2 separate regions of the Homo sapiens genome follow, and region 1 is linked to region 2. A link is a contact called in ENCODE Hi-C or POLR2A ChIA-PET data. All regions are on one chromosome and are shown on one strand. Each heading gives the region's core, a stretch centred on a gene start or an enhancer-like site at or near the end of the contact. The rest is flanking DNA. Distances are from core to core; before and after follow the strand shown. Region 1 holds the start of H2BC14 (H2B clustered histone 14). Region 2 overlaps CARMIL1 (capping protein regulator and myosin 1 linker 1).

Region 1 (3,185 bases), core at 661-3,160, 2.4 Mb after region 2:
TGTCCTCCAGCCTGGGTGACAAAGCGAGACCCTGTCTCAAAAAAAAAAAAAAAAAAAAAAAAAGATAACATGAGGAACTGACCTCACTATTCTCAAAATAGCCTTTGGCTTTTCTCAGAAGAGATATTTTTTTCTGAGTGTAGGTATTCACCCACTAGTGCTCTTGGAATCAATAAGTATTCAGAACCAACCTTACCATCGAACATCACCAGCTTGGACTACTATGCTTGGCCATCTACTTATCCAGCAGTTACTAAGTATTTAACTCACTTACTAATTGTAAGTGTTTACAGGATACATTTGTAACATAACACCCAGGTACAAAAAGGTTAATTACATACAGAATTAAACAGAAAAATATCAGAACACATACAATGAAGTTAACTATTATTAACATGTGATTTCAGCAGTACACTAACATAAATACATGTAATTATTGGGTCACTGCCGAACATGTATATGTTTGAAAGACCCTTAATTAGAAAACTTCTAAGGCCAATTTTTTTTTATTCCAAACTCTTGTAAGTGCAAAAATTAAAAATAGAAAACAAAACATGACCAATGTATACATTGGTAAACATAAAACTGTCTGGTTTTGTTTAAATATACCCATTGAGCAGCTCCTTTCCTAGAGGCCAGGAAATAGGGCTGAGGACTCTACCCTCAGTTTTCAATCTAGAGACTGTGAAACTGTAGAGAAACACACTGTCTAGTAGCAATCCATATACTTTTTCTAGTAAGCATATTAAAAACCGAATACTATACTATATTCCTTACAGCCCAGTGAGTTTCCCAGAATCATAAATAAAACCCACCAGTACCTACTATGTAACTCCCAGTAAGAGGCTTTGACTTTTGTCAAAGTTGTGTCCCAGTAAAATGCCTTCAAGATACCACAAACTGGCCTGGCGCAGTGGCTCACGCCTGTAATCCCAGCACTTTGGGAGGCCTAGGCGGGTGGATTACCTGAGGTCGAGTCAGAGACCAGCCTGGCCACCAAGGTAAAACCCCTGAAAACACGTGTTAGCAAACGTACCTTGTTAGTATCTACATTAAGAAAAAAAAAAAAAAAAAAAACCTTGAAATTCAGGCAATGTAAACAGGTTAAAGATTAACACCGAAACATCATGAGTGTACTGTGTAGTGGTGAAGCAGCTGAAAACGGACTCGTGTCATCTTTTTATGATTGTTGAAGTGGCTCTGAAAAGAGCCTTTGTTTTTATGCGCTTTTCAACTCGGTCTTTACTTAGTCTTGTGGTGGCTCTCAGTTTTCTTTGGCAGCAGCACGGCCTGGATGTTGGGCAGGACGCCACCCTGTGCGATGGTGACTTTGCCCAGAAGCTTGTTGAGCTCCTCATCGTTGCGGATGGCCAGCTGGAGGTGACGCGGGATGATGCGAGTCTTCTTGTTGTCGCGGGCCGCGTTGCCAGCCAGCTCCAGGATCTCGGCGGTCAGGTACTCCAGCACCGCCGCCAGGTACACCGGCGCTCCAGCACCGACCCGCTCCGCATAGTTGCCTTTGCGGAGCAGGCGATGCACTCGGCCTACGGGAAACTGAAGCCCGGCCCGAGAAGAGCGGGTCTTGGCCTTGGCGCGAGCTTTGCCTCCCTGCTTACCACGCCCAGACATGGCAAAAGGTCTATTACCTTTACGGTCAAGAAAGACTGAAATGAAATTGGAAAAACGTACATTTTATAGCCTCTACTGGGCGCGAAAAGGAAGCTGTGCGATTGGCTTACGTTTTATTTTTATTTAGACCAATAGGACTCGAGTATGCAGGATACCTATTTTGATTGGGCAAAACTGGCATCTGACGTCATCCACGGATAATCACCAATCAGCACTGACCTATTCTACTCCTAATTTGCATAATAACATTTAAATAAAGAGGACGAAACAGCCCTAAGGTTGTCTTTTATTTTGTTTTCCACCATGCCTGAACCAGTCAAATCTGCTCCAGTCCCTAAAAAAGGCTCCAAGAAGGCCATTAACAAGGCTCAGAAGAAGGATGGAAAGAAGCGCAAACGCAGCCGCAAGGAGAGCTACTCTGTGTATGTGTACAAGGTGCTGAAGCAGGTCCACCCCGACACCGGCATCTCTTCCAAGGCTATGGGAATCATGAACTCCTTCGTCAACGACATCTTTGAGCGTATCGCCGGAGAAGCGTCACGCCTGGCGCATTACAACAAGCGCTCGACCATCACTTCGAGGGAGATCCAGACGGCCGTGCGCCTACTGCTACCCGGGGAATTGGCCAAGCACGCCGTGTCCGAGGGCACCAAGGCCGTCACCAAGTATACCAGCTCCAAGTGAGCCTCTCGCTGCAGTAACAGTTCCGCCGTGACCCACACCCCAAAGGCTCTTTTCAGAGCCGTCCACGTTTCTCAAGAAAGAGCCAGTTCACTGTTAAGTTTGTCTCCCATTAGGTACCCTTTGGGACTCGCTTCGTACATATAAATGTACTTGTATATGTGGGTTTTTTTTTGTTTTTTGTTGTTGTTTTTGAGGTGTAGTCTCACTTTGTTGCCCACCCTGGAGTGCAATGGCACGATCTCGGTTCACTGCAATCTCCACCTTCCGGGTTCAAGCGATTCTTCTGCCTCAGCCTCTCGAGTAGGTGGGACCACAGGCATGTGGCACCAGGCCCTGCTACTTTTTGTATTTTTAGTAGATACGGGGTTTCACCACGTTGGCCAGACTGGTATCGAACTCCTGACCTTAGGTGGTCCACTTGCCTCGGCCTCCCAGTGTTGGGATCACAGGTGTGAGCCACTGCGCCCGGCCCAAAATATTTTAAAGAGGATTATTAGCAACTATGAGTGACCGTGGCTTAGGGAAGACACAATCCCCCGAGACCATGAGAAAGTGGTTCTGAGGCAGTCAGAATGCAACTGTTTTGTACATTTTAGGGAAGCAGAAGTTATAGGTAAAGTCATAAATAAATATGTGGAGGGTTAGTCCAGGCGTGGTGGCTCACGCCTGTAATCCCAGCACTCTGGGAGTCAGAGGCGGGCGGATCACTTGAGATCAGGAGTTTGAGACTAGCCTGGCCAACGTGGTGAAACCCCGTCTGTACTAAAAATACAAAAAATTAAACGGGTGCAGTGGCACGTGCCTGTAACACCAGCTTCTCGGGAGGCTGAGGCAGGAGAATCGCTTGAACCCGGGAGGCAGAGGTTGCAGTG
Region 2 (2,994 bases), core at 19-2,518:
ACACCTGGCTAACTTTTTGTGTTTTTAGTAGAGATGGGGTTTCACCATGTTGGTGAAACTGCTGACCTCAAGTGATCCACCTACCTCAGCCTCCCAAAGTGCTGGGATTACAGGCCTGAGCCACCATGCCTGGCTTGTTGTTTGTAATCTGATATCTTGCTACTTGAACTTTGTTAGTATGGTTTAGGAGTAGGAACTTTAAAATGAAAACGAACACCGCCCAGGACGTTGAAGAAATAACTGTACCCACTTCATAGGGTTGTCAGGAGGGTTAAATGAGTTAATATAAGCAAAGACTAAGGTCCAGCACATAGTAAATGTCATATAAACACTGGTCATTTTTATTGATTTTACTTTGAAAGTCAATTAGAATTTGCATGAAAGTAACAAGCAATAGGTGAAAATCATGATAGTACTAGATAATACAAGACATCATGAGGCCGGCTGTGGTGGCTCATGCCTGTAATCCTAGCACTTTGGGAGGCTGAGGTGGGCGTATCACCTGAGGTCAGGAGTTCAAGACCAGCCTGGCCAACAACATGGTGAAACCCCATCTCCACAAAAATACAAAAATTAGCCAGGCATGATGGCCGGTGCCTGTAATCTCAGCTACTTAGGAGCCTGAGGCGGGAGAATCGTTTGAACCTGCGAGGCCGAGATCGCACCATTGCACTCCAGCCTGGGTGACAGAGTGAGACTCTGTCTCCAAAAAAAAAAAAAAAAAAATCACAACAGACTAGATAACACTCTATGATGTCACCTTTTACTTCACTAAGAACACATTTAATGTACAGACTATATGCATTTTTAAATGCTCTGGTTCAAGGAAAGTTAAAAGTGTTTATAGTTATAGGTCTACATTTGAGAAATACTTGTTATGAACTGAGGAACAGGCAAATCCAGCATTTGGGCCACAACTTTTCTTTGATAGTTCCCCAGATAATAGGCTGAAGAGCATATGCAGAGATATAAAAGTCAATGAATAAGTGAATAGCTGAATCTGTTGAACACTATGCTCACAGTTTCTAGTTCAAGACAAATGAAACATTAACATAAGTTGTTCTGAATTTTCTAAGTGAAGAATTCTACCCTTCTTTAAGTTAAAAGATTTATAACCTTTTCAATAGCAGTATATATTCTGCAATTCAGCAGCTTTTCTTTCTGTGATTTTGAAGACCATCTTTTGAAGATGCAGAATTTAGAATTCCTACTTGGGGGCATTTCTTCAATTCAGTGAGCCATTCATGAGATTCAACCAATGGAAACATTAAACACAATGAGTGTGAGGAACTGAAAGTGCTTTGTTTTTTGGTTGCAGTGACTTCTAATTGAAGCAAACCAGCTATACATGTGGATGGTCATGACTTTATAATTACAATTAAAATATTTTCAGTAGAAGACTGAGGCCTCAGGGAAAGCATCGTATGAAATAGAGAATAATCACCAGATGCAACTATGGGCCCCTTTTCCGAGTGGGTAATGATTTCTTTGCCTCTAGCTGTGAGTTGGCAAATGGACTCTGTCATTTTGGGTATCTGTTGGAAGAAAGAAAAGGAAGGAACAGAACGATGAGAGAAACAGTTCATAAGAAAAAAAGAGAAAAAGATCTTGAGCAGATAGGCAAGTAGAAGTAAAAATCCTCACTGTTTGAGGCCTCCAGACCTTGTTGAACCATGTTACTATTGTAGCATTACACCTGCAATGTGTCTGCAGGTGTTCTGGATGTTTTGAAACTCATTTGATGTAGAAGCGTTTCTTGATGTCAAGTTATGTTGGATTTGGCATCATTATTCTCTCTACAACAGTAGAGTAAAGGCTGGAGAGTATTGAAAGGCTAATTTTTTTTGGTGATGTCTGCCTTAGTTAAAATAGCTACTATTAGGTGATAGAAATGAAGGTATTTAGCACACACAACAGTTTTATTATGTTTTGTCTTTTAGATGTGGATTTCTCTACTTTTTTTGTTTTGTTTTGTTTGAGATGAAGTCTCGCTCTGTCGCCCAGGCTGGAGTGCAGTGGAGCGATCTCAGCTCACTGCAACCTCCGCCTCCCGGGTTCAAGCAATTCTGCCTCAGCCTCCTGAGTAGCTGGGATTACAGGCAGGCGCCACCATGCCTGGCTAATTTTTCTGTATTTTTAGTAGAGACGGGGTTTCACCATGTTGGCCAGGCTGGTCTCAAACTCCTGACCTTGTGATCCACCTGCCTTGGCCTCCCAAAGTGCTGGGATTACAGGCATAAGCCACCGCACCTGGCCTTTTTTTATTTTATTTTATTTTAAGAGACAGGGTGTTGCTCTGTCATCTAGGCTGGAGTGCAATGGCATGATCATAGCTCACTGCAGCCTGCAACTCCTGGGCTCAAACAATCCTTTCACCCCAGCCTCTCAAAGTGTAGCAGCTGGGACTATAGGCACAGACCACCACACCCAGCACATTTTTACAATTTTTTTGTAACAAAAAAGGGAGGCTTCTTTTTGTTGCCCAGGCTGGTCTTGAATTCATGGCCTCAAGCGATCTTCCTGTGTCGGCCTCCAAAAGTGCTGAGATTACAGACATGAGCCACCACACCTGGCCTCTACTTAACAGGCACTACCAAGAAAGTAGGAATGACTGCCCTAAGGGGAATTAGCTTTTACTCCTTACTGATGGGGATTTCCTGCCTCCACTACTAGAGAAACCCACATTTCCATGTTTTACGTTCAGTACTCACCAAACATTTCCAAGTGCCTGGCACTGTGCTTGTCTCATCCACAGATGCTCTGCCAGTAGAAAATGGAATGGTTTTAATTGAGAAGACATGAGGAGGACTTCTATTTCTTAATTGGAGTCTATAAGCAAACTTCAAAAGAATCTTTCAGCTTCTCATTGGTTTAAAAATTATGACACTGTCTATTATATGTTTTGCATAACTTTAAATCTTCTTTTAGTCATATTGTATTGTTTTCTTTTTTGAGATTTGGGGGGGTCTTGCTGTGTTGCCCAGGCTGCCCTTG

What was found. A loop is a pair of places that touch in the nucleus more often than their neighbours do. ChIA-PET counts read pairs that join two places held with the same protein, here RNA polymerase II (POLR2A).
Region 1: a map of OCI-LY7 shows a loop between it and region 2 (6-fold over the local background). The contact joins the promoter of H2BC14 here to the enhancer-like site in region 2. A Hi-C loop is called at or near these places in 1 of 168 maps with a recorded cell type or tissue (OCI-LY7). POLR2A ChIA-PET finds 5 or more read pairs at or near these places in 1 of 52 experiments (OCI-LY7).

Annotation. Positions count from the first base shown.
Region 1 is chr6:27,813,112-27,816,296 of GRCh38, forward strand. H2BC14 (H2B clustered histone 14) reads left to right here and starts at 1,911. Exons shown (of 1, transcript NM_003521.3): 1 at 1,911-2,378. The coding sequence starts at 1,933. The coding sequence ends at 2,313. It overlaps H2AC14 (H2A clustered histone 14), which reads right to left and starts at 1,666. Exons shown (of 1, transcript NM_021066.3): 1 at 1,191-1,666. The coding sequence starts at 1,629. The coding sequence ends at 1,243. RefSeq lists enhancers at 1,300-1,449, 2,140-2,259, 2,370-2,429, 2,520-2,569.
Region 2 is chr6:25,386,408-25,389,401 of GRCh38, forward strand. The region is part of intron 2 of CARMIL1 (capping protein regulator and myosin 1 linker 1); the gene reads left to right. The region is part of intron 1 of LOC124901281 (a long non-coding RNA gene); the gene reads right to left. Among named protein-coding and RNA genes, the nearest start is that of CARMIL1, 110 kb to the left of the region's middle. Within about 2 kb of position 1,269, at least 2 of the 41 ENCODE cell types and tissues checked have a DNase peak (open chromatin) inside an H3K27ac peak, as active enhancers do; they include OCI-LY7, where a contact is called at or near this core.